Linked DNA regions of Mus musculus: region 2 is linked to region 1. A link is a loop called in an ENCODE intact Hi-C map of the cell type or tissue named here. Cell type or tissue: left cerebral cortex. All regions are shown on one strand. Links, peaks and the distances in the headings refer to the core of each region. The heading gives the core; the rest is flanking DNA.

The links. A loop is a pair of places that touch in the nucleus more often than their neighbours do. Peaks named below come from ENCODE experiments on the same cell type or tissue, not always from the same donor. Only the 100,000 strongest peaks of a DNase experiment are listed, where the experiment ranks them.
Region 2: a loop joins it to region 1, with 4 times the contacts of the local background. A loop is called at or near these places in 22 of 42 quality-filtered maps.

What each region holds. Positions count from the first base shown.
Region 1 is chr14:49,531,940-49,547,640 of GRCm38, reverse strand. No RefSeq gene overlaps it. Among named protein-coding and RNA genes, the nearest start is that of Slc35f4, 14 kb to the right of the region's middle. In left cerebral cortex, for the core only: a CTCF peak has its summit at 7,330 (motif pointing right); a DNase peak (open chromatin) is centred at 7,327.
Region 2 is chr14:49,230,084-49,245,784 of GRCm38, reverse strand. It overlaps ccdc198 (coiled-coil domain containing 198), which reads left to right and starts at 357. Exons shown (of 7, transcript NM_025956.4): 1 at 357-427; 2 at 524-744; 3 at 1,974-2,056; 4 at 9,819-9,905; 5 at 11,221-11,322; 6 at 12,814-12,973. The coding sequence starts at 528. In left cerebral cortex, for the core only: CTCF peaks have their summits at 7,440 (motif pointing left) and 10,775 (motif pointing right); DNase peaks (open chromatin) are centred at 4,045, 7,423 and 10,796.

The DNA.
Region 1 (15,701 bases), core at 3,494-11,493:
CTCCCTCTTCTTACCCTCTCTACTTACTCTCTTCTGGGTGCAACATTTGATAATGGAGACATCAAAAGGAATTCTGACTTACACCTTCCTTTATACCTCTTGATCTCCATTAGAGAAGACAGATGTGAGAATATCAATTGCAATAGAATGGAGAAGAAATCCCCAGAGGAGGTACCAAGCATTATGGAATGCAAAGGATTGGGGGGATGGTCCCAGTGCCACCAGGGGACTCGAGAAATATTTTAATAGAAGTGTTGGTACAATTATGACTTGAAAGAGGTCTTCCTGGGGGAGAATAATAGTGACATTGGGAGAGATCCATGAAATGTGAAATACCAAGAGAACAGAGTTCAATCTAGAGTTCAAGAACAACCTGCAGTACTAGCCAGCTTAGCTGTTGAGTGCTTGGTTGGGTAAAAGATGATATCTGTAGTTTGATATGGCAGTGAGAGCTGAGAGTGTAACATATGGGGGTTGTAATATGCATTGTATTGGTACATTATCACGTGCTACTTGAACTCCCTGAGAAGCTACCTCTGGAACTAGAGTTGTCTACCTCAAAGTGTCTTCCAAGGCCCCTTTTCTGCAGTGGACTGTCCCCTTAACTCTGTGACAAGAAGGGAAGACAACAGCAAAATATCCCAAGAATAAAAACATCATGTCCTAGACGATAGCTGGAAGGCAAATCATTTCCAATAGAGGTTGCTATTGTCTCCCAAATATTAAAATGCCTGCATGGGAGGTTTATCCATGGAGAGTGAAAGCTCAGTTGATAACCCCAGCTGACTGCTTCATTTCCCCAGTTGGTGTCTATGAGATATTGTGAGTGCACAGTTTGATATTTATCTCTGTCTGCTAGCATTTGTTCTTTTACTTGAATGTCTCACCTGAAGAGTTACTATCCTCTGTCTAGGACTCTCTCCATTGCAAACACCAGCTGACTACATCAATGGAACTTTCCTGATGATTTCTGATGAATATGTTGAATACCTAATTTGATGGTGTTTGCCTGTCTGTCCTCATATGTATCCACCACTCTTTCTTCTTTTACTTTGGCTTGATATATGTTTAAGAAACTCACTCATCAAGACCAAAAGCATTGCTTTTATAGTACATGCTTTAGACTACACAGAGCAGAGCCTTAGGATATGTCCTTGTTGGCTTACAGCTTCTTTTACAAGAAAATCTCAGTCCTGCATTTGTGGAAATAGCAGAAGTAGTATACATGTTTCAGTTTATGTCATTGAGCTGGTTTTCCAGTGTTCTTAGCATTATAAAAAAAATCTTTGTGTATTCTTAAAGGAGTCAATTGATCTTCCTTTAAGGAGTAACACAGACTATTTAGTTCTAAAGAGTTTTCTGTGATAACTAGTATTGACTAATTAATAAATAAATATGAAAATATCTACTAAACACCTCTGGCATTGTACTGGTTAGTATTAAAATGATCAAGAAAGAGATTGAGGTGCTCTGCAGGCAGTGTTTATGGTCTACAGAGGGAGATCAACAGGCAAAGAGGCCTTTGTTGAAGAAACACTTTCTGTGCTGGATTGGGAAAAGAAAGCTCCAGTCAATGGGAGAGGTCAAATGGCTGAGGAGTGTTTAAGACAGAGGGAAAAGCACATACAAAATCCTGAGGGGCAAGAAAGCATGAGCTTCTTGGGGCCTCAAAGAAGTCCATTCAGAAAGATGGGCTGAGAACTATCCCTGAGTGGAGAACAAACAGGTAGATGGAGGCCCAAAGCATGCAGCCAATTTTAGGAGGATAGGATTCACTCTGAGAGTTTCATTGGGCCATTCAGGTACTTAAACATAGCTTTATTTTAGAGAAAACAAATTATGATTTAAAGGGGGGGGCACTAAAATAGTAGAAAGCCAATCAGAAGGCTGTGGTAGTAATCCACACTAGGAGGAAGGTCACCTAACCTTGTCTAATGACACTGAGAAATAAGAGAAAAACCTGTAGGGAATGGCTTTTATGTTTCTCTTTTTGAACCACTCCATGTTTGCGGAGATCACCTGAAGGTTAAGTAATCCACTTATCTCCTGTCTTTGGTTTGGGATTAGTAGGGCCTATGTATAAAGAACACTGTCAATGTGTACCCACAGTACTTTGTCATGGTCCTACCAGACCTACTGGAGTCTCCATTTTCTGGGGCCTATTTTTCAGGGTCCTGTTTGGAACACCGAATGGGATTCTCTTTAGGGGCAGATCTGTGAAAACTTGCTCTCAGTGTTCTCATCAAAAATGATTTTTTTTTCTTCTCCTGATGATCAACTTCTGACCAGTATGTATTTGAAACCACAAGCAGAAAGTGTGCTTTGGTGTCTAGGAAGCAAGCCTTAAAACAAATGATTGTTGCTTCTAACAAAATATGTTGGCATGCTTGACACCGTTGACTTCTTTCTGGTTTTGTTTACTGGCTTCTACTTTGAATTTTACATTCTTTCCAGTCATTTACTTCCTTGTTATTATTATTATTGTTTCAAAACTTGTACTTTAACTCCTTTCTGGGATGAAACTGAATATAATGTAATTGATATAAACCTCTCTGGCCTCTGTGGGCAGTTAATATTGAAAATATGTGTATGCACGTGTGTGTCAAAAATGTGGCTGAAAAAATTTTAAATCATTTTATTTATATAAATTCCAAATATTTCCCTTCTTCCTGGTCCCTCCTCTAAAAGTTCTTCACCTCATCCCCTTTGCCTCTGAGAGGGTACTCCCTTACCCACGCACCCTCTCTCCCACCTCACTCCCTCTTGAATCCCCCTTCCCTGGGGCATCAAGTCTCTACAGGATTAGGTTTATTCTCTTCCCATTAGGCCAGACAAGGCAGTCCTCTGATACATATGTGTCAGGAGCCATGGTCCAGCCCATGCTCTTTGTATGCTCTTTGATTGGTGGCTTAGTCCCTGGGAGTTCCCAGGGGTTCAGGTTAGCTCATAGTGTTGGATGGCTGAAAATTTTTAATGCAAAAGCTCCACTTCCTTTAATAAGGAAAAACAGGTATTTCTCAGTTTTCCTCTGTTAGGGTTATAATTTAATCATAACTTTGGAAGTAGCTAGCTGTTTTCTGATTTTGAAATAGTAATTTATTTTCACCTAGCATTTTAACGTTTTTCTTATGTTAGAATATTTGAGTATTTTGTTAAAATTGGTATTTTAAAAATATAAATGTGGTTATATTGGGTTAGTAGTTTTCTGAGTCATAGAAATAATTTCCTCCCTCTTTTTTTTTTCTTTTTGTCTTGTAACAGCCAGGGTCTGTAATTATAGAAAAGAAGTATGGGTTTTAAAAATGTATTTGTGCTTCTAAGAAATGAGAAATAAGTACATGTGGTGGGGAGGGGTGGTCTTCAGATCTTTGCTACTGGTTATAATAAATTTTCCCACAACCAGTAACCAAAGACTGTCCTAAAATCATGGCTGACATAACAGCCCCATTTAGTCAAAATTCCTAGTCTTCTTGTTAGGCATCTGATTGTGCCTATGTTATGTAGGCCCAGCCTATATGAGTGTTGGACATTTAAACCCCCATTTTGAAGTCAGGGACTTTGTAATTACATGTCATGCAAAAGGCTTCTGTTTCTATTCAGATCTTATATCACTGTTTCAGGTAACCTTTCAATTCAAAATTCTGGCTAATAAAATTGGTCTTTAATTAACTCACCACTGTCAGATTACTTGGGCTGATCTAGAATCAAGGAATTCTACTAAAGATCACATTCTAAGAAAATAAAAAGCACAGCAAAACAACAACAATGAAAGCAAAAACAAAACAAAATGAAAAAAATTGAACAGAAAAAGAAAACACAAAACTGATGAGTCTTCGTAGCAAAACTGATTCTAAGTTGCAATGGCTAGATGTCATGGAATCTGGATATGGCCCTATTTCTTTGCAGCAATTCAATCAACCAGAAGGATTTATAATATATTGCATAATACTGTTCTGTTGATCAAACTACCAGGCAAGAACAGACTAGAAAGGTAGAGAGATTGATTCTGCCTGCCAGCCTGTGGGTCACCAGAGAACTGGGTTTCTCTCACATGTCTTCTAGTGTGCATTGTTTTACAACATGGGAAGTTATTCCAGCTTGTTCATGAAAACACAAAGCTGGGAGACTAATATTCAATTATGCACACTTTGAAGAAGTAGATGAATTCTCAACTGGCCACTTGCTAACACCAGTGCCTGTGTGAGCCAAACCAAGATCAGCAAGCCTGGAGTCACCAACTGACCAATAGTTTTAAGTTGCCAATAAAGTCACCAAGGTTTGGTATGCAGTAAAAGCTGGAGAATGGGAATACAATGTTGATACCACAGTGATAAGAAAGTCCTACTAGCCTGCAGGATTAAGGAAAGAAGGGGGTTAGAGAAAAGATGAAAAGAATAATATTCACTCACTCATGGACTTTCTCTCTTCTGGATGCTCAGCTGATGATTTTGTTTTCTCCTAAGTCAAGGAAAACATTGGTGAACAAGTATCCTGCACATGATAGCAAAAGATTATATGGAAAGGATGAAATCCAAATCACTTAACTAATTATGCATCCCAAGAAATTTGTCAAATTGAGCCTGTATTAACTCTAACAATAAATACTGAAAATGTCATCCACAAACATAAAAAGATGAATATCTCTATGCATTTCCAAATATTAGCTTTCTTTATTTCTACACTACATCTCCAAAGGATGAAGAGCATCATTTCAGCATGACTGGATGCCAAGTTGGTTAACCTAGCAAGTTTAAGTCACAGCAGAAATACAACTCACATAGACTGACTGGGGAGTAGACATCTTGAGTTTCAATTTAACTTGAAATCTATGCAGGTATGGAACACTCAAGCACAGCTGGGTTTTTTTTTAAAGATTTATTTATTTACTTTATGTATATAAGTACATTGTAGCTGTCTTCAGACATACCAGAAGAGGGCATTGGATCCCATAACAGATGGTTGTGAGCCACCATGTGGTTGTTGAAAAGTGAACCCAGGACCTCTGGAAGAGCAGTCAGTGCTCTTAACTGCTGAGCCATCTTTCTGGCCCCCAAGCACAGCTGTTCTTTTCATTTGGTTCTATTGCATAGAATAAACTGATAGTTGAAGCTGAGCTGCTGTATAAACTGGAGTACCTTATTTGTTTAAGAATCTGTGGATTTTAAGGCTTCTTTGGGATTTGTAAAAGCTTCTATGTACTTGTTGTCATGAAGCTCTGAGTTATTATTTATGAGAACATGGAGAGATAGAAGAATTAGAGACCTTTAGTCAGACCTCATGACATTTGCTGGAATGAGGATAATTGCAATTATTGAAGAGATTAACATACAGCCAGCATATAGCAGCACATGATGGTGCAGTACACATAAAATGCTGGAGAACAGACTTGGGAAACCATTATTTTGGCTTGTTGTATGTGTAACTGTTCATTATAATATGAATTATATGAGTAAATCATATATTAGAATATTTTGAAGCATATTAATAATCTTGAGATTTTTTCCAACTGCTCCATGGTCTTTGTTGTTATTAAGTTTTTCAGAATATTCTAGACAAAGGATTCACTGTGATTTGCTAAACCATGTTCCTATATCTTGGCATTTGAGTTGATTTTATTTTCTCTTTGTTCTCAGCAATGTTTCTCAATGGTCACAGGAAGATAGAACTTGTGGGAACTTTAAATTTTAGGTTAGGCTCTTTCCTTTCTTCTTGTAATTCGGGAGAGATTTGGTTTCCACAAGGCACTACATGAAGGCCTAACTAGACAATGGTGTATATGACCTCCATCCTTTAGATATAGCTATTGGGTAGCCTTGGGGATATACCAGATTACATGCTATGATTATATAAGTACCAGGAAAATACTACATCTATGATTTCAACCATGGACATATTAAAGTAGATGTTTTCACAGTTTACGCCATTGAGATGATACCCATTGTCAACATGACCACAATTTTTCCACTTAGTTTCCAACTCAGAATCCGGAATGAATGATTAGAGCCTGAAAAATTAGTGTCTTCATTTGTGTTCTGTAGAAAGTAGAGCTAGAGAAAGCAGTAGGGATTTCTATACTAGAGCATGCTCTTGTAGGGTACATGTTATTTTATTGAGCAATATTTAACATCCAAACTGAACAGTAAACTGATTGCTTGGTTTTGTGGACAAGAGACTGCATAACTGATTCCTCAAGGCAAGCTATTAATAATAGAATGGAGAAGACTATATGCACCAGCTCTGATCTCCTGGTCTTATAGTTTGGTCTAGTGCTACATCTGCCCTGAACTTTTAGGTTACAAATTCTGAATCAAGGAGTAACACTTTTATGTCAGCATCAACAACGGAGCCTCTGGCTGTCAGCCTCTTGTTTTTCTAAAGCCCATAGAAACCCATGCAGAGCTGCTCATTCCAAAGGTTAAGAGACAGAACTAAAGTATGGAAGACATTTGGCCCAACTCTTTCCATGCCTCCGTTGAGAGCTAGCTGTCTCTGATTTGTCAGGAGTCTCTTTCAGCATCATCTGGTAGCCAGAGAAAGAAAGAGAACTTCCCAGTGTTCCACTTCTGTATTATCTCATGATGGTTAAAGAACATTTTAGACAAATATTACAGACATTGAAGTTAATGATGAAATAAAACCTTGTGAATATATTTTCTAAAAATTAATAGTTCTTGACACAAAAGTCAGGTCTTTCTTGAAATTTCTTTTAATAGTAGTTAATGTTCCAAATGTTGGTTTATTGAGCACACGTTGTAGAATTTCTGTCTTACTGATGTATTCTAATGAGTTTTAAACATTCTATTCTCTATGATTTCTGTTCCAATTATGATGTTTCATCCTAACAATATACATTTGTCTTTTGTATGGTTTACTGATGAATTAATTTAAGAAGGGATGATTCTTAAATAGGTATAGTATGTCTTAGGAAAAGAGGAGTTTGTGTGATGGTGTATGCCTGTAATCCCAACACTCAGAAGGCTGAAGCATGAAGATTATGAATAAGTGGGCTGATCAGGACTACAAAAAGAAGTCTAGACCAGTTCTTAGCAAATTCCCAATGAAGTGAAAACAAAACAAACCAAAACCCAAAGGAATAAAGAGATTATAATTTAAAATTAGATATAGGGTTCACAGAAGGGATTCAAATTCCTTTCCCTTTTAATTTTTTAACAACATTCCATCTAAGTGTTGAAATCATCTTGAATATTGATGGTCAGTCACAATGCCAGGGAAAGAAAACGCTTTAAGTGTTTGTACCACCTTCTGCAGAGATGACACATCTCTTTTGATCACAACCAGCCTCAGTCACATAGCTTCCCACAGCCACAAGGGGGCAGGAAGTGCAATTCTATCCAATGGCTAAAGTGTGGGAGGAGGATAAATACTTGGCAAATAGTACTAATGACTACTTCAGTAGGGTTGGCATTTTTACAGCTAATGTGATGTTAAACTTCATGTGATAAATAATACAAAGCACACTTGAGACTGTGCCTTGTAGAGCATGTTTGGACATTTAAATTACAGAAAAGCTTATTTGTAAAATGAGTATGTAGCAAGTTTGAGAATATAACCACCAACACAGCTGTTCAAAAAGGTTTGAAAAATTCTTATTCACTTTAAATTACTGTAAATCTTACTCCAACTTCCCATTCCTGCTTAAAAAAAAACAGTAGAAAATGTAATCTCAGTATTATTAGGGCACCTGTTTCAGAGCTAGGCAGTCCTGGAACATCTTTGGAGGGTACAAACTCCAGGGAGATGCTTAAGATTTCAGTCCTCTGTGCACTGCAGGGATCTAGTTCATTCAATCTCTGCTGCTCTGGACAAGCTAGGAGGCATCAGAGATGGCTGAGGGTGAGAAGCCCAGTGGAAATGCCACAGCATCCCACAGAACACCACAGAGATCTTTCAAGGATACTCTGCTTCCTTGACACATTTTCACAGTGTCATGGGAGTTTCCTCTTAGAACTGAGCTTCACTAGTCTTTGCCCCTATCTCTTCCTGAAGCCAATTCTTCCTGACCTTATAGGTCTTTAAAGGATGGGAAGTGTAGGCTTTGGTTTTTTTCAAAACCTACTTTTAACAAGTGTTATTAAGTGCTTTAACCTCCCTTCTAACCTACCACCCACCAGAGGTAGTAGAAAAGAGAGATGAATAAAGCAAAGAAGGATGTGACCCTGTTTAGAAATAGTTCTTTGGAGCAATTCCCATCTTCTTTGTCAGGATCAGCAGTTCGTTGTCAGGATATCAGCAGTTCAGTTCACAGGAGTCAGCAGCAGTAGCTTGATCAACTCACCAACACTATTCATGAGTCAGCAATGGCAGGTCCATCCAGAAGAAACTCTGTCAATTTGTTGGAGTCCAAAGAAGCAACAAGAAGCCACCAGAATATCACCAGAAGGTCTTTGGTGGCTTTTCTCTCTATAAAGTCATGACAAACATTGACCAGCAAAGAATGACAAGGCGCACCAATATTATACAGGGTCATCAGCAAATACCCATATCAACAAAGCCCAATGATGACCAGCAAAATGTAAGGCATACCAATGCCACATAATATCGTCCACTGTCTGTTGGGTTATACTTATATCCTTTCCAAACACGTTCTCTGAAGCATCTGCTCTAGCAAAATATCACATGCTTTTTTTTTTCCACGCTGCTTCCAGAAAAATACCACCTGTCTGTTCTCAGTAAAACATCATCTCAAGTGTCTGCTTCAGCAGAAACATCCTCTTATAGGACAGTTTCCAGAAAAAAAGTATCACATAACACAACTGAGTCTCCAAAGAAACCAGAAATTTCCACTTCAGGGAAGAATTTGCAGTATTAATGACTCCATCTCCTCTGAAGCTCAGCTTTTCCTTGGATAAACAAGACTTGCCTCCCATGACTCCTGTCATGGTTCAAAGAATTGAAGGTGACCTGTGAAAGTAACTGCCATACAAAAACTCCTAAGGGTGCTAAAGTATGAATTAAGTAATAAATAATAAATGAAGCATGGGTAAGGTTGGAAGAACAACATTAATATTTCTTGTGCATCTCCTTGGAGCCAGGCTTCTGTCACGTTTTTATATACTATCAACTTCACTGCTACAGAAATAGTGTGAAGTAGAGGTAATGAGCCAATTTTGCAGAAGAGGAGAGTGAATAACTCAGAGGGCTGTAGGTATGGATAGAAGAAAATGGGGACCTACCATTTATGAAGATTATGATGTGCCTGATGCTGCTATGTAGGGATGTACAAAGTGCAACTGTTCCTATTGTAAAGGTAAGTAAATGGAAATCATATATAATTTAAGTGACTTACCAGAGTTGCCCTGTTGGAGAATGATGAGATCACAGAGGACCCATGATGTTCTGGCTCCAATATCTTTATGTCAAATCATTGTCCCACATCACTGAAAGAGAGGAGAAGGGAGCTGGTGATAAAGCAGAAGAGCAAACACAGGCAGACAGACAGACAGACAGAGAAAATGTAGACATATTTTAAATTTCAATTTGTTGAAATTACTCTGGAGAAATTCAGTGCATTCCCAAGGAGATGAGAGTGGAAAATATTCCCTGGAACAATTCTGCCACCTTAGGTCAAAGAAAAGACTCTGTCCCAACTTCTCACACAAACACCCAGATTTCTGGATCCCCAACACCTTTCAACTGAAAAGTCAATTTAAAAATGCTTGCCTTTGCCTAAAATTAGACTAAAAAGACCATTTAAGCATTCCAAATGGAACAACTGATGATGTAATAGCTAAATATTGAAAACAGCTTTCTTGAAAGTGAAGTATGAAGGCCGTGATGGTTCCTTCCCAAGAGTCTTTTCTGACTGACTGAAAGCCAGATATTTCTTAAAACATTAACATTCGTGTCTGCCCAGCCTGAGAGGGCTTTGCCTGAGCATCTGTGGGAGACATCTTGGATCCCAGACTCCACTGAGACTACTCTGCACAGGTGAGTGTGTGGACTACAGAAACTAACAGCTTCTGGGACAGGTGGGAGCCACAAAGCTTCTGAGGCAGCCCCCTTTCGGGCTCCAAACATCCCGGCACCTTCCCTGCCAGTGGATAGGTGTCCACCCAGCCTGGGAGGGTTTTGCCTGATATCTGCAGGAGACATCTTGGCTCCCAGACTCCACCAAGACTAGTCTGCACAAGTGAGAGTGTGGACTACAGAAGCTAACAGATTCTGGGACAGGTCCTGTTTCGGGCCTTCATCTTCTGCCAGGAGGCAAGTCTGAACACCAGATATCTGTGCACGTTCCCTAAAAGAGGAGAGCTTGCCTGCAGAGAGTGCTTTGACCACTGGAACTCAGAAGAGAGCTAGACTTCCAGGTCTGCTGGTAGAGAATAAAAGAATCACTAGAGAAACAAGCTCTAACCAGAGACAACTATAACAACTGACTCCAGAGTTTACCAGATGGCGAAAGGCAAACGTAAGAATCTTACTAACAAAAACCAAGACCACTCACCATTATCAGAACCCAGTACTCCCACCTCAGCCAGTCCAGGGCACCCCAACACACCCAAAAACCTAGACCCAGATTTAAAGGCATATCTCATGATGATGGTAGAAGACATCAAGAAGGTCTTTAATAACTCACTTAAAGAAATACAGGAGAACACTGCTAAAGAGTTGCAAGTCTTTATAGAAAAACAGGAAAACACATCCAAACAGATCATAGAAATGAACAAAAATACTAGACCTAAAAAGGGAAGTAGACACAATAAATAAAACCCAAAGTGAGGCAACGCCGGAGATAGAAACCCTAGGAAAGAAATCTGGAACCATAGATGCGAGCATCAGCAACAGAATACAAGAAATGGAAGAGAGAATCTCAGGTGCAGATTCCATAGAGAACATGGGCACAACAATCAAAGAAAATACAAAATGCAAAAAGATCCTAACTCAAAACATCCAGGAAATCCAGGACACAATGAGAAGACCAAACATACAGATAATAGGAGTAGATGAGAATGAAGATTTTCAACTCAAAGGGTCAGGAAATATCTTCAACAAAATTATAGAAGAAAACTTCCCAAACCTAAAGAAAGAGATGCCCATGAACATACAAGAAGCCTACAGAACTCCAAATAGACTGGACCATAAAAGAAATTCCTCCCGACACATAATAATCAGAACAACAAATGCACTAAATAAAGAAAGAATATTAAAAGCAGTAAGGGAAAAAGGTCAAGTAACATATAAAGGCAAGCCTATCAGAATTACACAAGATTTTTCACAAGAGACTATGAAAGCCAGACAATCCTGATCAGATGTTATACAGACACTAAGAGAACACAAATGCCAGCCCAGGCTACTATACTCAGCCAAACTTTCAATTACTGTAGATGGAGAAACCAAAGTACTCCACGACCGAAACAAATTCACACATTATCTTTCCACGAATCCAGCCCATCAAAGGATAATCACAGAAAAATAAAAAATACAAGTATGGAAACCATGTCCTAGAAAAAACAAGGAAGTAATCCTTCAACTAATCTAAACGAAGACAGCCACAAGAACAGAATACCAACGTTAACAATAAAAATAATAGGAAGCAACAATTACTTTTCCTTAATATCTCTTAATATCAATGGACTCAACTCCCCAAGAAAAAGACATAGACTAACAGACTGGCTACACAAACAGGACCCAACTTTTTGCCGCTTACAGGAAACCCATCTCAGGGAAAAAGACAGACACTAACTCAGAATGAAAGGCTGGAAAATTATTTTCCAAGCAAATGGTCTGAGGAAACAAGCTGGAGTAGCCATTCTAATATCAAATAAAATCGACTTCCAATCCAAAGTCATCAAAAAAGACAAGGAGTGGCACTTCATACTCATCAAAGGTAAAATCTTCCAAGAGGAACTCTCAATTCTGAATATTCTGCTCCAAATACAAGGGCAGCCACATTCATTAAAGAAACTTTAGTAAAGCTCAATGCACACATTGAGCCTCACACAATAATAGTGGGAGACTTCAACATACCACTTTCACCAAAGGACAGATCATGGAAACAGAAACAAACAGGGACACAGTGAAACTAACAGAAGTTATGAAACAAATGGACTTAACAGATATCTACAGAACATTTTATCCTAAAACAAAAGGATATACCTTCTTCTCAGCACCTCATTGTACCTTCTCCAAAATTGACCACATATTGGTCACAAAACAAGTCTCAACAGATACAAAAATATTGAAATTGTCCCATACATCCTAACAGATCACCATGGATTAAGGCTGATCTTCAATAACAAAATAAATAATAGAAAGCCAACATTCACGTGGAAACTGAACAACACTCTTCTCAATGATACCTTGGTCAAGGAAGGAATAAAGAAAGAAATTAAGGACTTTTTAGAGTTTAATGAAAATGAAGCCACAATATACACAAACTTATGGGACACAATGAAAGCATTTCTAAGAGGAAAACTCATAGCTCTGAGTGCCTCCAAAAAGAAACTAGAGAGAGCACACACTAGCAGCTTGACAACACACCTAAAAGCTCTAGAACAAAAGGAAGCAAATTCACCTAAGAGGAGTAGATGGCAGGAAATAATCAAACTCAGGGGCAAAATCAACCAAGTGGAAACAAGAAGAACTATTCAAAAAATCAACCAAATGAGGAGCTGGTTCTTTGAGAAAATCAATAAGATAGATAAACCCTTAGCCAGACTCACTAGAGGGCACAGGGAAAGCATCCTAAATAACAAAATCAGAAATGAAAAGGGAGACATAACAACAGATCCTGAAGAAATCCTGTCTTAGTCAGGGTTTCTATTCCTGCACAAACATCATGACCAAGAAGCAAGTTGGGGAGGAAAGGGTTTGTTCTGCTTATACTTCCATGCTGCTGTTCATCACCAAAGGAAGTCAGGACAGGAACTCAAGCAGGTCAGGGAGCAGGAGCTGATGCTGAGGTCATGGAGGGATGTTCTTTACTGGCTTGCCTCCACTGGCTTGCTCAGCCTGCTCTCTTATAGAACCCAAGACTACCAGCCCAGGGATGGTCCCACCCACAAGGGGCCTTTCCCCTTTGATCACTAATTGAGAAAATGCCTTACAGTTGGATCTCATGGAGGCATTTCCTCAACTGAAGCTCTTTTCTCTGTGATAACTCCAGCTGTGTCAAGTTGACACAAAACTAACCAGTACAATTGACCCCTTGTCAACTTGACACACAAACACATCACTAGTAAGCCTCAACCCTTACATTCTTATTCATCCCCAAGATCTAAATAACTTTAAAAGTCCCACAGTCTTTACATACTCTTAAAATTTCAATCTCTTTAAAATATCCATTTCTTTTAAAATTCAAAGTCTTTTTACAATTAAAAGTCTCTTAACTGTGGGCACCACTAAAAGAGTTTCTTCCTTCAAGAGGGAAAATATCAGGGCACAGTCACAATCAAAAGCAAAAATCAATCTCCAACCATCCAATGTCTGGGATCCAACTCACGATCTTCTGGGCTCCTCCAAGGGCTTGGGTCACTTTTCCAGCCATGCCCTAGGCTCCAGATGCCTGTACTCCACTGCTGCTGCTGCTCTTGGTGGTCATCTCATAGTACTGGCATCTCCAAAACACTGCATGACCCCTTCAGTCCTGGGCCTTCAATTGCAACTGCGGCTGCACCTTCACCAATGGCCTTCCATGGCCTCTCACAGTGTCAAGCCTCAGCTGCTCTTCGTGACCCCTTCATGCCTTCAAAACCAGTATCACCTGGGTGACCCTTACACATTACCAAGTTCCGCTGCAAAAGGAGTACAACCTTGGCTATCTCTGGAACACAGCCTCTTTGTGCTTTCAGAAAACAGTTCCCAGAAGATGTCACCTCAACAATGCTGGTCTCTTCTTAATCACCGCTAATTTCTTAGCTCCAGCTAACCAGCATCAATGGTCCCAGTAATGCAAAGTTTTTGCTTTAGTAGTTCTGGTATCTTGTTAATCACAGCTGATTCTTCAGCCCCAGCTAACCAGAACTACAGAATCTTCACAATCAAAACAACAATGGCCCTGAAAAGTCTTTAATTTTCCCTCTGAAATTTCACAAGCCAGACCTCCATCTTCTGCACTGTTCTCAACATTATCTTCCAAGCTCCTACACAACATCTCAGAGCTCTTAACAAAGAATAGCTCTTCAAGCCCAAAGTCTCAAAGTCCTTCCACAGTCCTCCCCAAAACATGGTCAGGTTTTCACAGGAATACCCCACTCCTGGTACCAATTTGTCTTAGTCAGGGTTTCTATTCCTGCACAAACATCATGACCAAGAAGCAAGTTGGGGAGGAAAGGGTTTATTCGGCTTATACTTCCATGCTGCTGTTCATCACCAAAGGAAGTCAGGACTGGAACTCAAGCAGGTCAGGGAGCAGGAGCTGATGCAGAGGTCATGGAGGGATGTTCTTTACTGGCTTGCCTCCACTGGCTTGCTCAGCCTGCTCTCTTATAGAACCCAAGACTACCAGCCCAGGGATGGTCCCACCCACAAGGGGCCTTTCCCCCTTGATCACTAATTGAGAAAATGCCTTACAGTTGGATCTCATGGAGGCATTTCCTCAACTGAAGCTCCTTTCTCTGTGATAACTCCAGCTGTGTCAAGTTGACACAAAACTAACCAGTACAATTCCAAAACACCATCAGATCCTTCAACAAAAGGCTATACTCAACAAAACTGGAGAACCTTCATGAAATGGACAAGTTTCTAGACAGATACCAGGTACCAAAGTCAAATTAAGATGAGGTTAATGATCTAAACAGTCTTATATCTCCTAAAGAAATAGAAGCAGTCATTAATAGTCTCCCAACCAAAAAGAGCCCAGGACCAGATGGGTTTAATGCAGAGTTCTATCAGACCTTCAAAGAAGATCTAATCCCAGTTCTTCACAAACTATTCCACAAAATAAAAACAGAAGGTACTCTACCCAACTCATTCTATTAAGCCACAATTACTCTGATACCTAAACCACAAAAATACCCAACAAAGACAGAGAACTAAAGACCAATTTCCCTTATGAATATCAATACAAAAATCTTCAATAAAGTTCTCGCTAACTGAATCCAAGAACACATCAAAACAATCATCCATCCTGACCAAGTAGGTTTCATCCCTGGGATGCAGAGATGGTTCAATATAAGGAAATCGATCAACGTAATCCAGTATATAAACAAACTCAAAGACAAAAACCACATGATCATCTCGTTAGATGCTGAGAAAGCATTTGACAAAATCCAGCACCCATTCATGATAAAAGTCTTGGGAAGATCAGGAATTCAAGGCCCATAGCTAAACATGATAAAAGCAATCTACAGCAAACCAGTAGCCAACATCAAAGTAAATGGTGAGAAGCTAGAAGCATTCCACTAAAATCAGGGACTAGTCAAGGCTGCCCACTTTCTCCCTACCTATTCAGCATTGTACTTGAAGTTCTAGTCAGAGCAATTGGACAACAAAAGGAGATCAAGGGGATACAAATTGGAAAGGAAGAGGTCAAAATATCACTTTTTGCAGATGATATAATAGTATATATAAGTGACCCTAAAAATTCCACCAGAGAACTCCTAAGCCTGATAAACAGCTTCAGTGAAGTAGCTGGATATAAAATTAACTCAAACAAGTCAATGGCCTTTCTCTACACAAAGGATAAACAGGCTGAGAAAGAAATTAGAGAAACAACACCCTCCTCAATAGTCACAAATAAT
Region 2 (15,701 bases), core at 2,976-10,975, 300 kb after region 1:
CTGCTTCTTCTCCTAACTGGAAGACATATCCTCTAATTAAAGTTATAGATTAACAAAGCCCTAACTCATTAGCATCTGTCCTCTCATTTCTAACAATTTAGCTCTTCTGGGCTGTTAGTACTTCCCCCAACATGTTTACTATGAAAGGGTGCTCCTAAGACTTCTCTACAACCCTGCTCTGTGTGTCTTGTAATGGCCTGGGGTTGGATAATTGTTTAATGATCAATAGAAACTTCTCTCCATGTAACTGAGTTTTTCAGAGAGTAGAATAACCAAGTCAATGTTTAACTGCATTCTTTAGTTCTGGAATGGCAAAGTAGAAGTTGAAGGGAAGTCTCCATGGAAACCAACCTCCCAGGAAGTGGCCAGAGTAGTTAGTGTCGAGGTACAGAACAGGGAAGATGTCATGAAGGAAACACCTGCTTTGGTAAGCCGAGGTAAACTCCTGAAAACATTTAACTAAATCGAGCTCTGTAGAGGCCCTCACCCTCTCCATCATGGTTTTCTTCTCAATGTCTTCAAGGAACATGGGCCTGGGCCACTCCAAGGCTCACCCTCGGGTGATCAAAGTCACACCTTTACAAAGCCAAGAAACAGAGACACCCTCAACTGGCCCTGTGTTCTTTGCATTGAATCGGAACCTGGAAGAAGAAAGCTCATTCACGAGACTGCAGGACCAGAATCGAACTCGAGAAGGACAGCTACCACCGCTTCGAGAAACTTGGTATGGAAGACTCCCGGCAGGTATGGCAAAACCAAACATAAGAGTTGCATGTCTGGGACTTGGGAGGGCTGTGGTACATTTACATGACTATCTCCATGATCTCCAGAAGTCTAGAATATTGAAATATAGGAGAATATTTTTCAGTGAGAACTGAATGTTTGTCAGATGAATGTCTTCTGTTACATTTGATTGCTTGTATCAATTGTGGATAAAGTACTTCTATATAAGAAGGGAACACCATCCGGTCTCACTTGAGTCTGTTCTGATTTCAATGTTTATGCCCACCTCCTTATGCAGTCACAAAGAATGTTGACAGTTGCAAAGACCACAGAAATTACAAAGCCACTGATGTGCTAAATGGTGGCAGTTGTGCTCCAGTTGGATTCTAAATTTAAGTCATTGTCTCCAGGGGGACTTAATGCATCAGGCTTTGTAGTTTTGAGAGTAGCCCTATAGGAATAGACCTCTCCAATTTGAATTTTGAAACCAACCCAATCAGTATCAATTTACTACATAAGGGACAGTAGGTGAATTACCCTTCCTGAACCCCATGTTTTTATGGTCATCACAGAATTAAGAAACTTTTCCCCACAATTATAGGGAAACTCTGGGCCTGAAATGGCTGCAAGTTGTTCTTAGGTATTTATTATGACATGTAAAATGTTTCCTGGTGACCATAAAGATAATTAAAACAGATATGCTAACTTGGAATGAGAAATTCATGTTTAAATGTGTTATCTGGTACATATTCCATATACTTGTGTCATCTTTTCTCTTCTTCACATTCTGCATCAATAACACAAATGAACTCTCCTTCCCTTTATTTGGGGGGAAATTTCTTGGTATTGAACTAGTGAGCCAGAGACAGAGCTCAGAGACAGAGCACTTGCCTAGTACACGTGAGACCCTGGATTTCATTTCCAGTACAGACTAGTCGGTAAGTTTCTATGTTCCAGGCTAAATGTTGTGTTTGAGTAATACCCGTGATCAGTACATAGCTAATTTTGCATTTTTGTTAGCCTAGGGGGCTATGGAAAGAATAAATCAGACTAAAATGTTATCACTTGCATTCATGTAGGGGCCCTGCTCTGTATGTCTCATCTCTGCATTTAACCAGAGAGTTAGGCATGTATAATTGAAAGATGCAAATTGTATAGATGATGACTACTGAACGATGATCAGCCTGTATGCCTAACTTGACAATAAATTGCTTTTAATGGTTTATTATTGCCCCGTCCAATCTTTCCAGTATCCAGGGCCATGTATCTTGACATCCCACTGAAACATGAAGAAACAAGTATTATCAAAAGGCATCCACCCCGAAGAATTCAAGTAAGATGAATTTAAAAGTCTTCTTAAGGAATGTCTTTGCTTTAATACTTATACCCCTTTTCATCCATAATTATAAAAGAACCTTAAATACCTTGTTAATGAGATGCAGTTACAAAGAATCTTGACAGTTGCAAAGGCCATAGTATTAGAATTTCCTTTAGCAGTGATGTCACTTTTGAGACTCACAACCCAACCCCACTCCAAAAAAAAGTTGTTAACAAGGAAATAGGCTAGAGATTTAAAGGACCTGAATCTAGCACTTGGTTGACTGAGTATTTGAAAATGACAACTACTAATACTATTCCAGTCAAACACCACATTGGAACTTGATCTATGTCATTCAGGTAGTTCTCTAGGCCAATATAAGAAAGAAAATACCATCTTTGTTTTCCACATGTGGTTCAGAGAATGAAGTAACTTGTCAAATGTCACAGAAGGTATTAGCCAGACCTCTGATACTTCTAACCTTCAGAGTAAGTTGTCTCCATCTCCCCTTAGTCCCATCCTTTAATCATCCTAGATGTCACAAGCAGATGTTGAAGTTAGAGACACTGGGGCCAGATATGGTGGCGCACCACCTTAATCCTAGCCCTTAGGAGGCAGGTGCAAGCAGATCTCTGTAAGTTCAAGGCCAGCCAGGGCTACAGCATGACTGTCTAAAAGAAAAGGGATAGGGGAGTAAGGGATACCAGAGCAAAAAAATTGTAATGTATCTACCTTGATTTAAGATGTCATAGATTCCCTTTTGAGAGGTACAAATTCCAGTAGGACAGCTCATCGTAAAAAGAGAAAGAGCTCAGAGTGGGTCCTTGAAAATGAGTGTTGGATAACAGAAGGCATGGGGCTCTCTGTGAGCAGAGCAAGGACACAGCCAAACCCTACCTGCTCCACAGTTCAGCCAGATGCCCAGACTGGTTCAGGGGCTAATGGAGCTCTCTGCTAAGTACTGAGGTCTCAGTCAGTTCTTATGTACTTGTCTTCTTTGGAAGCTCGAAATTACTACTTGAAGCGATTATTACCTTTAGTTCCAAAAGAGCATTTCTTCCAGAAATGTTAGAAAGTGGGAAGATAATATTTAGTTCAAAAAAAGTAAACAGCAAATGTAATGAATCAAGGTCTAATTTAAAAATATGAGCATATCTCTAGCTTAGCAGAGAAACCTAAAGCTGGCTTTATTCTTAAACTAAATATGGCCTTTCAAGGGAGTATTTAATATATGTTCCTATGAATCTCTGACACCGGCTAACTCAAACAGAAGAAATCGCTACAACCAGAGAAATATATTTATGTAGTACTCTCCAGACCACAGAACAATTTTAATATTTGCCAATCCTAAATAAGCTAAAATTAGGTTTTGATTCCTTCAAATTCAAAAAGAGGGTGTGGATATTTCCGAGTCTGACACTGTACCCCACAAACTAGCAAACCACCTTAAGATCAAAGAATCAAGACTCATTATCTGAGCACAAAGACTATTCTTTCTTTACTCAGTGTTATGTATTCAGCCACTGACAATCTATGCCACACAAAAGTTTAGTAGTGAATGAATGAATAAATGAAAGGAGATTCATCCATGGTGGAAGGAAAACATGCCAAGTGTACAAAGATATCAATGTGCTTAGTTATAAGGATACGGGGATATTTTGTTGAACCCAAGATCTGGGAGACATTAGACTTAGCAAACTTCTGAAAGGCAAAATTCTATACAGCTCACCTTAGTTCTGTACTATAACCCTGCATTCATTTCCCTCAAAGAATCAGTGTTTTCTGTGTCTCAGGGCCACCCTAAACTTGAATCTTAAACATCTAATCAAATGTACAGAGTTGCCTGACCATGGCCAGTATTCCAAATTCCTGTGGGGGAAAGGTCTTACTGGCTCAGCTTTACTTGTGATCCTAGCTCTGATCCAATGAGCTGGGAGCAGAGGACAGGCTTGTGCTAGAAAGACGTGGGCAGAGGAGGCACCCTGTAGGCTCTGGAGTCAGCTCCCAGATAAAAGGGAAATCACTAGGAACTTGGCAGACACTCCTAAAGATATCATCTATAATTATCTTCACAAATGAGGCTCAGCACATTTTTCACCACAAATGGGTTTTTGAGAGAATAATAAATGCTGGGTTCCCATGACATGCTAATTAATAGCCTGATCTCTGCCAAAGAAAATTCTAAAAGTATTTTTAATTATTAAACCAAACCTAATTGCATCCTAAATAATTTGAGTTGGGTATTTGGCAACCTCCACTTCCGGGACCTCTCTACTCCTTAAGGAGCACCTCTTCCTGGAGGTGAGAACTAAGGAGCACTCTTCCTGGAGGTGAGAACCAAGCTTCTCTGCTTGGGGGCTCTTAATCAGTAATGTCCCCAACCCATGTAGGAGAACTGATCAGCAGCACCCCCTCTATCCTGCCCATCTTCTCCTCCAATCAGGCAGCCTAACAGGACTGTCTTCTTACTAACATCTTCGACACCCCCACCCCTGCATATTGACTCACGTAGTCTAGCAGGATAATTCTTTGATTTCCAGAGATTGTTTTTTTTTTTTTTTTCAAATTTCAGCATCCTTATAAGGCCTACCCTGAACAACCTATTAGCCATTGCAACCCCCATCCCAACAGTCCTGATTCCCTCAGACCTTCTCTCTCATGACCCCATCCTCACCCCACACACACTAAGATATTGATACTATACTTAAGATTCCCTAATTCTAACATGTGAAATCCAAAGTGCTCCAAAATCCATTTTTTATCTGATCACTGACATTACCACGGGAGGAAAAATTCCAAACCTGCAGCCAAAAAGCAGAAACATTGAAAATATTGTGTAAAATTACCTTCAGCTACTGTGCCTAGCAAACACATGAAACAAACTGTGTCCAGACTTGAGTCCCAATCCCAAGATATCTCATTATATACATGCAAATATTTGAAAAGCAGAAATAAAATTCCAAATTTGAAACACTACTGGTCCCAAGAAACTCAAGTAAGGGATACTGAACATATATAATATACGCAGTAGGATTTTGATACCCACTGGCACCAAAGCCCCCAAAGGAAATGGATGGCACACTGAGATTTTAGTAATTCAGGGAACTTTCTTTTGCAACCCTCCTTGCACAGAAGAGAAACAGTCAAAGATAGTGCAGAAAGTGTTAGAGGCAGCAGACAGGTAACCAGCTCTGGGCCAAGGCAAGGGGAGAGATTTCTAGAGCCTGGAAGGATAGAGTCAGGTAAAGGAAGCTGCACTGAGGGTAAGAGTGGCCTTCCACTGAGAGACATGTTCACCCGATAGCCCAAATACCTAACCTCATTGTCATCTCCTCAGTGGCTGCACCCAATAGGATGGCAGGGAAGCTGCTGCATGGGACAGGCAGAAGACTGCTGTCAAGCCGGTAGGAAGAAAGGCCACCTGGCACAACGTCGTTCAAGTTCAGGAGTTTTCCTTTAGACTAAGTTTTATCGGTTTCCTTTAGTGTTAAATTTTATCGGATTTTTTCCCCATCTATTAAAACAATCACACATACCCACACACAGAGAAATGCCTACCCACACAAAAATAAACAATTCTCTGGGTTTTCTTTTCTCCAGCTAATACAGTCTAGAGTTTATAATGGTGAGCCATGGTGCGTTTCTGGCATAAACTCAACTTGGTCGTGAGATAAGTGCACACATACATTGCTGAACTGCATTTCCTTCGACTGTGTATCTGCCTTAATGAAGGAGACAGACCTACACTTTTCCAACACAGTTTTATATCAGCTTTGCCATCAAGATTGAATTATTCTTGGAAAATTGAGATTTCACACCCTTCTTTTCCAAAACATTTATTATAGCAACACAGAATTGCTCTAGTTCCCTAACATTTAGTAAAAAACATTTTTAGACTCTTGGACTTTTAAGGAAAGTGATAATTTTTCCTACTAGCTTAATTAATAGGTCTGGGTTGGTTTGAGTATCTTATTCTTTCTGAGTGTTTCTTAGAAATCACCAAAGCAAGCTTTTGAATTTATTGTTGCGGGGTCTTATCTTCTTTGTATTTAATCTTATGCTAAGTCCTGTGAAATGAATCTTCCAGCTTTCAGTATGTGTTTACAGTGTGTGTGTGTGTGTGTGTGTGTGTGTGTGTGTGTGTGTGTGTGTGTGTGTGTGTGTGTGTGTGCTGGCTAGAAGCTGATGTCAGCTAGCTTCTTTAATCACCCTCTACTTTATTTACTTACACAGAGCCTCTGGCTGAACCTGGAGTTCACCAATTCAAAGTTTAGCCCATTTATCCTGGGCATCCCATTTCTACCTCCCAAGTAGTAGGGCTCACACTTTGATGGTGAGCGTTATCTGCCGAGCCACCTACTCATCCCCAGATACATTTATTTTACTTCAGTACTGGGCAATGAACACATGGCCTCTTACATGCTAAAACAACATGCTCTGCTGCTCTGTTCAACTTCAGCCCTGTAGCTCTTCCATAATAAGCAGCATTAAAGAGAACTGAGCCTTAATTTAAAATTGTGAGCCTGGATCTTTTATGGAGCATTTCCCGATCTCCTTTCCTGAATATAAATAACTTCTTACCTGGCCTAAGTGTCTTATGGATCGGCTTCTCACAAATATGTGCATTTCTGTTTTCTGATCTAGAGAAATATTTATCTTGTACTAAAGCCAAATCATGTCATGTAAACCTTTTTTGGGGGGTGGGGTGGGGTTCAGGGGTTTCATGGATAGCTCCTCTGAACAAACAACTGCACTGTAAATCAGAAATCCTTCTTGGGCCTTAAGTTGTCTCCATGATCATCTCCCTAAAGCTGGCATAGTGTCACTTTCTTCACTTCCCAGAATTTTAAGAGACATGTTAGGTCACTGTGCCAAACACATGCTACATTTTCTTGAAGTTGCTCTGACCCACCTTCCTTGTCTTTTAATAAACAAAACCAGCCTCTCCTAAGTCAGTGATTGTCACCAAGTGCAGAGGTTGGTGGTACTTGGTTGATTGATCCTCCGGTCCCGAAGCCCTAGCACATATTCCAGCTGATGATATTGATCATGTGTTGACGAGTCAGGTCATTCAGAAACCTTTAGGCAAATATATTTCCTAATGTTAAAAAAATGAAAAAGTACCACCCTACCGTTCCCCTAAACAACTCCTTCTGGTGTGATTCTTCTGCAAAGGATGAAGAGAAGCAACTGCCTTCCTCTGTAGGGGAAGGGAGGTGTGCGTGCGCGTGCGCGTGTGCGTGTGTGCGTGTGTGTGTGTGTGCATGTGCGTGTGTCCAGGATTCACTGGGCTGGCATATTTACATGAAGCCAGTTTGCCCAACTGTTTCCCTGTATTGCTTCCCTGTATAGTTCTGTGCAGGTGGAAGCTTGTTGGCACTGCCGCTTGCTGCCATCTAGTGGCTTGGCAAAGAGAACGTGTGGTTCTTCAGGTTCCTTTTTCAGAAAGTAGATGCCTAGAGGGCTCTTAACAATAGCTACCATTTAGCCTTGATCAGAAATGTGAACCTAAATAGACGGCTAAGGACAAAGGAAAGGGGCTCAGACAACCATACTATCAAACCAGAAGCCTGGCCCAAAGAGTACTTTTTTAAATGACCCAAATATTTTGGTTTATTCCAACTCAGTGTCCACACTATACACACAGATCATCTACAGTCTCCTTGGATGTGGTTCCTTCAGTCATTAGTAGCAATGTGGGATCATTCCACACCCCAACCTTTAAAGAAATCTTCAGCATCTCTGGGGGAGTTCTGAAAACTTTCTACTTACAAGACATAACGCAAGCCTGGAAAATCTCCAGCCCCGGTGAAGTGCCTGGAGACTTTGTTTTGAAATGCAAGGGCATTCTGAGAATCAGCCTTCCAGGAAGCAAACTATGAGGTGAAGAACATGGTTTGATATATGGTACACATCTGAGCTTGAGTCCTAGTGATGCCACTTTCCAGTTGGGCAAACCTGGACAAATCGTCAGCCTTTCTAAAATGGGACCCTTAGAATTTATAAGGTCTTCCAAAGAACGACATATGATGGTACATTTCCTCGTGCATACAGTAAGAAATGATGGCTACACAGCCATTCAGTCTCACGAATAGACACATCCTTAAGACTCACCCATGCAGAGGAGACACAAACTTTTCTGTTCTCCCATTTAACCAAGCCCCTGGCTGTCATAGATTCTTCTTCCCACAGGTGTCTGGAAGGGTCCCCCACTCTTGGTCTCTCCCTCCAGCATTCTGGCACAATCAACTGCTGTATCCAGAACTAGCATCTTCATGCCCTGAAATGCTAAGAGTGGGGGGAACAAACAGCTTCTCTTAGTCACCGCTCATGGCTTCTTTACTAGGTTAAGTTCCAAGGTCCGACCGCATGGGAAATGTGTCTAATAGTCACCAGTGATTATGACTAAGGCGGCTGAGGATGCTTCTCTGCTGAGACTAGGGCAGGCAGACCGTTCTCACCTCAGAGACTTCCTGGATGCAAAGAGCTCAGCTCTGTCTCCCTGAGTGAATAAACTCTGCAGACACCCTCTGCATGTCGATGTGAGGAGACAAGCTTTGTCTTCCATGCTCAACTTTGTAGAGTCCAAACTCTTTTGTGGAGAAGGAAGGCTGGGCAGTGGGCTGGGGCGATGGCTCAGTGGATAAGGTGCTTGCTGTGCAGGGATGAGGACCAGACTGGTTACTCAACACCCGAAAAACTAAAAAGCCCAGTCTGAAAGAATTCAGTGATGACAGGCACATCTGTAATGACAGGCACATCTGTAAAGCCAGCAGACTGGGATTGGAGGGGCTTTGTGTAAAAACAGATGTTCCCAGGGGTGCCCAGCCCAGCCATTTAGTGGAAACAGTTACAAGATCAGTGAGAGACCTTGTCTCAAAAACAAAAAGTAAGGTTGAGAGCTGTAGAATAACATCTGACATCAACCCTTAGTCTCTACAGGTATATGCAGTGATGTGTGTGTGCGCACACGTATACACACACACACACACACACACACACACTGGGGGCAAGGAGAAACTTAGACAGGCCCACGGATAAACTCCTGCTCAGTTTCAGTGAACCTTTTAAGCTCCAATAAATGTCTTCCATAAACCTTACTCCCTGCTTAAAAAAAAAAAAAATGACCCTACCATTTGTTAGCAGTTTGTACTTTTCTCTCTTTTTTTTAAAGATTTATTTATTTATTATATGTAAGTACACTGTAGCTGTCTTCAGACATTCCAGAAGAGGGCATCAGGTCTCATTATGGATGGTTGTGAGCCACCATGTGGTTGCTGGGATTTGAACTCAGGACCTTCAGAAGAGCAGTCAGTGCTCTTAACCACTGAACCATCTTGCCAGCCCAGTTTGTACTTTTCTCTTAAGCATGCCTTGTCACCCATGATTACTGAAGGAACTTCCCCCAGAGACCTCCCTAAGGACTGGGACAGCACTGGGTGGTTAAGGGAAGATCAGGTGTGTCTCCAGTCTCTTTCATCTCTACTAGTCTAAGACCCCAGCTATTTGGTAACTTTAAACACGATCCCTCAATCCCTGACCAAGATTTTGATTAATAACTCACTGAAGACACTGAGCTAGAACAATAAAGAACCCTGTAGGTCAAAAAGCCCTTCCCACAGACGACAGTGGTGACACTGGGTATGACCTTCCCTGTGTGTGCCCAGGAGGAAGTGCCGCTTTCACACAATGCTCGGGTAGTTTAATGTACCTGCTTTTGTGTTTCATCGTCTCATGGTGTGAGGGATGCTGAACACTCTAAATTTTGGACTTCTAGAAGCTTGAACCCATTGACCTGCCACAAGCAATTACCTCTGAAAGGCTTCTGTGCCATCAAGAAGGCAGAACAAAGTCCAACACAAAGGTGAGCTGGGGCGGTTGTAGACTGGGGGAAGTGGGTGAGACTGGGAGAGTCGCTCTTTTCAAGTTTCCCCTTCACACAGGAGTTCAAAGCCAACGCAGACTGTTCAGTCCTTGGCAGGTAGAATGAAAAGCATCAGTGCTTGCTTATGCCTGCTTGCAACTGGCAAGTGCCCTCCACCCTCGGGTGAGGCCAGGCTCCGTCTGCTTTGTGGAGAAAAGAGAGCCATGTAGATGAAAAGGGAATCTTGCGTGGAAACTGGTGGTTCTACAAGTTTTCATCTGTGCTGGGGGAAGCCAGCACAGCTCTTCCCTTCACTCCTCCTGGGTTTAAAAAAACGATCTCTCAAAACCCAGGGAGAGCTTCTCCAGAAGTTATTCCTGACTTCTGTGCCACCAACCTCTATCAAAATGTAACCTCAGGGAAGGGCTTCAGTCAGCTTTGCCCTGCAGAGTAAAAAAACGAAAGCTGTTTGTAGGGGTCCTTTTCAAACCTTGTCCTGACTCATTCCGGAGCCAGCCAGTCACTGCTGGGTGAGGTTAAGGGTCACCCGCATGCTACAGGTCCTCAAGTCCGTGCTTAACGTGCTGGCAGCTGCGGCAGCCTCCCTCTATGTTTCTGCACCATGCAACACACTGTCCACAGGGCAGCACAAAGGGTTGTCGCCAGTTCTGTTCTTTACCTCTGGGCAACAGTAGGTGACAAATGAAAATACATTCACCCCTGCTTACCCTCAATAGCCACCTCTGCCACTGAATTTCATGACAAACTAAAGGGAGAGCAGCAGACTCATCAGTAGTCATTTCAAAGCCTCCCTTAACTGCTGTGCTCCCTGTACTTATATTAGAATATGAAAACAAACTGTAGAGAAATAAGTTCCACAGGGCCACTAGGGGGTGCTCTTCTCACGTCACAGCTGTCCATTCAATGGTAGAAGACACAGGAAGAGAAAGGGAAGGAAGGTCTCATCAAACCCAGCCACTCTTCTAGAGAGATATTACAAGCATCTGTTGGGGGAGAAATGGTACATTGTCGAAGTGAGATTATCAAAATGAAATTGTCAAGGCCTTACATTCAGGCTTTCAACACTCTGCAAGAACCTTTAAAATACAACTAGATACACAGCAGATTGCCACTTCATTCAGACAGCTATACAAAGGACTTGTCAGGGACACACACCAGTATAGCTTTATCATGACAGGAGAACACCATGGATTACAATGGATTAAGATCTCCTGCTCCAAGAAGGATTGAAGGCTGTAGATTGTGGCAGTCAACAACAATGACCCCAAACTAATAAACATGTCATCTTTCACAGCAGGAAAATGAGAAGAAAATTCAACTTCCTATGTACACTTCTGGGAAAAGACAATATTTGCATAAGATGAAAATGCTAGAGATGAACCATAAAAGACAAGAGGTAATGAGAAGAGGGTCGCATTTACCAAATATGGAGGGCACCATCACTGTCCCACCAAGGCCAATCTCTACTCGGCACTGGAGCAGAAGCTGCCACTGCCCAAACTGGAAGAAACAGGAAGATGACCTTTGCTCCCAGCCTTGATCTCTTTTAATGTTCTAAACATTTATTTCCTTATTTTGTGGGAGCACAGGGCACACACATGTGCTACAGTGCGTGTCTGGGGGCCAGAGGCCAACTTTTTGTAGTAGGTTTTATTTTCTTCCACCATATGGGTTCTGGGTCTCGAACTCAGATTGTCAGACTTGGCAGCAAGCTCCCTTAATCACTGAGCCATCTCACTGGTCCCTTGGGTGTCCCTTTGTCTTTGTCTCTTTGTTTTGTTTTTGACATAAGGTCTCATTACATAGTTCTGGCTGACCTGGAACTCACTCTGTAGGCCAAGATAGCCTCCTGCTTCCTCATTGTTGGGATTAAAGATATGAATCACAAAGCCTAGCTTATGTCTTCTTTTTTAAAACAAGCTGCCTTGGACCCTCTGGTTGCAGCCAGAAAATAAGGTAAATCAATAATACTAGTTTCTTGGTTTACTTAGAGAGGGAAAAGAAGTCAGTGTATAGTCTGATACACAGGCCTCTCCCTGTAATCCATGCTGCAGAATTTTCTATAGAGAAACACTTGGTACTGAGCATGCTTGTACCCCATGCTTGTGGGGCTGTGCAGGAGGAGTGCCACAAGGTCTAGGCCAGCCTGGGTTACATAGAAAGTTTCAGGACAGCCTGAGCTACGGAGTGAAACCCTGTTTCCTTTTCTGCTGCTATAAGAGAATACCAAAATGTGTTAATTGACAAAGACAATAGAGATACTGCTCGTCGATCCAGAGGCGGAAAGAGCTAAGACTGAGACACTGATGATACAACACAGCACAAGCAAGGAACGCAGAAGGTGACAATGTTCTTGAGAGTGAGGGGTCAGGGGGCAAGAGCAAGCCAAGGCAGGCAAGCAGCCTTTCTAGCTCTTTCTAGGGAGAACTAGCCTCCTCCTGTGACAGTAGTTTTCCTCTATCCTGAAAGTGAGCCACCTACAAACCAGCATAAGGATTGGGGTAGGGATATGTTTCCAATCTAGATTTTAGGAAGACACACTGGAATACGTTCTCCAGTACAGCTCTGCAAGTGTCCTACCCTAAACGCCGCTCTCTAAGGAAGCATCCTGTGGTTCTATCCTCTGTAATTCCAAACACCACATCTACAGACAGAGGCCAGCAGGCTTCCTCTTTCCATTGGCCATGCCTCTCTGAGACAGTGAGCATGCTCACTTGTCTCCTAACAAGCCTGAGAATAAAGTTCCCAGGAAGAAAACCACTCCACTGTGTTCACGGGTGTTCAGGTCTGTGAACTGTCCACCTTTGATGTTGCTGAGATGCTAACCTGTTCAGGCAGGGGAAGACGGTTTAGGGGGACACTAACCACTTCTAGTTGATCATTTCAGGCCCAAATGGAGTTGAGGAAGAGTCTTCTGAGTAAGGCGATGCTTGATATGCAAAAGCTGAAGGACCATAATGGCAATAAAATCGCCCAGAGCAAGCCAAGGAGCAACGGCTATGACATTCTCACCATACTGCCTAATGAAAACATAAACAGAGATCCAGGTGAGCCATTTCTTTAGTAAAACATTTCACGGGGTGTTTTTGTTTTGTTTTGTTTTGTTTTGTTTTGGGAGTTTAGTTGTTTTAAGACAGATTTCCATGTAGTCCAGGCTAGGCTCACTATGTAGTCAAAGATGACCTTGAACAGAATTCTGATCCTCCTGTCTCCACCTCCCAAGCACTGTATTGCACCACTCTCCCTGGCTTGTTTATGCCACGCTGGGTGTTAAACCTAGGACTCTATATATAGCAGGCAAATTGTCTGCCAGCCTAGCTACATCATTGGCTCCCTAGTGTTGTTTTGAGACAGGGTCAAACTTGAACTCAAGCCCCCACCCTGCCCCCACCTCCATATTTTACACACTGAGATGCAAGCATGTTTTAAACTTTATCAAATAAACATCCATGATGGGCAGGGGAAGAAGAGTTAGGGGACAGCAAATACCTACTGCTGGGGGGCTATGTGACATCTGAGAGTGTACATTGCATTGTATTTTGCATCTCTGGGAGGAAAAGATAAAAGCTTAAGCTCTCCATTCAGGCTTCTCTCTTCTTGTAGGTGCTAAGTGCTTCAAAGGCACTCCTGAAACCCTAAGACAGGCTCATAGAATCATCTTACTACCAGAGACGGGGAGGCTCTTACAGATCCGTGACGTCTGTACTCACAGGACAAATACTTATCAGACCCTTATCCCTCAAAGCACCCTTGGCCAAGCAGTTCAGCCTTCTTGGGTCCCCAAGAATGTCAACAGTGAGTCTAGCACCACTGCCTTTTCCAACTGGCTCCTGCTGCAGCCACCATCTTTACTGGGGAGGCCCTCATGATCCATGCCACTTAGGCTAAAGCTAAATTCCCAGTCCCATGTTCTGAAGTTCTAGTTCATGAAGCACTCTGTCAACACAGAGCAACTTCATAGAAAGCACATCTGACCATACCACTGCCCTGTTGAGAAAGCCATCACCAGGCTGGAAAGCTGGCTGAACGGCTGAGAGTGCTTGCCTTTCTATCAAAGAAACCAAGTGTGGTTCCCAGCCCTCATGTAGGGTGGCTCAAAACTGCCTGTAACTCCAGCTCCAGAGAATCTGATGCCCTCTTCCAGCCTCCTCCAGAACCTGCCCACACATTCCATAGAATCACAGAAATACATACTCATAAATAAAAATAAATGTTTCTTAAAAAAAAAAAAAGCAGGCAGGGGGTGGAGAAATAGCTCAGCAGTTAAGAGCTCTGACTGCTTTTCCAGAAGACCTGAGTACAATTCCCAGCAACCACATGTTGTGGAATAAACAACTTTTGCAACAACAAAAAAAATAATGTTGACAAAACTAAGAAAAAAGGCATTCAGCTAAAGTTAATCACTGCAAAGCCATCTCCAGAGAACAAGCCTAAATACACATATATCGGCAGGGCCCAAGAAAAATGTGCCAGGCTTGGGGGGACACAGGAGGGACAGCAGACAAGTGTTTTCTATGGCTTTCCTGAGACGTTCTAAAGAGGCTTCACTCTGCTCTGCTCCAGCTGTGGTTTGTTGACTCCTCTCTCTAAACTAAACCTGTAATCCCAGTCCTTGGCCACTTGAGTCCCTTGGACTGCATAGTGAGTTCAGGTTCCAAACTGGACTCCCTATCTCAAAAGAGAGAGCAACCAGCTGGTCCTGTGATCTGGTCTTGACACACATTCTCTCCTCTAATAGGACTAGAAGAGTTAACACTCACGCATAATGTAACACAGGCAGAATTCACATTTTTGTGGCCTAACTACTACCACAACCTTCCTCGGGGGTTAAGCATCCACAGCTTGGTCTAGGACAGCCTTGGAAAGTATGCAGGCCTAAAGCTGGAATCCCTTACCCATCTTTGAAGAGAAGGCTACATTCTCCAGTTCTAGATGGAAGCTGAAGCTCATAGATGCTGGCCTTCATATGCCCCTATTCAGGACCTTCCTAGGAAGGGAGCAGAAAGAGGAACCCCAGCTGGAGTCAGCTACTGGACATCTCTCTCACCAAAGAGAGACTAAGTCAGCAGCAGAATCCCTTGAGGAGTGGAAACTTTCCCAGCTCCCATCCTCATCCTAGACCAGCATCTCTAGATAGTGATGGTGGGATAACCATACATTTTAGTTCCTCAAGTGATTGTGGAGATGAGCTGACCTCAGATGGACTTGATCTCAGTGCCATCAACCCTTAAAGTCTATGGGATATTTTTTTTCTTTGCAATGGCTGGGTGTGTATGTGAATATGCCTGACAAAATGCTCCTAGAAACAATAACTTGCTAGCATGAATTAAAAATTCTAGAGGCTGGAGAGATGGCTCAACAGTTAAGAGCACTAGCTGTTCTTCCAAATATACAGAGTTTGATTCCCAGAAACCACGTGGTGGCTCATAACCATCCTTAATGGGATCTGATGCCCTCTTCTGTCATGCAGCCATACATGCAAATAGAGCACTCAGACAGATAGATAGATAGATAGATAGATAGATAGATAGATAGATAGATAGATAGACAGACAGACAAATAGATAAATACTTTTAAAAACAAAAATTTCTAATTGTTCTCATTTAAATTGGATCGCAATTAATTGGGATCTCACGGAGGGTGATATGTGCAGCAACATCATTGCCTGCTGCTGAAGCTGCAGGACAGGGAAATCTATTACTTACATTTCTGGTTGCTGTGATGAAACTGCTGACAAGAGTTTTGTGGAAGGAAGAGCTTTCGGGTTCTCAGTTC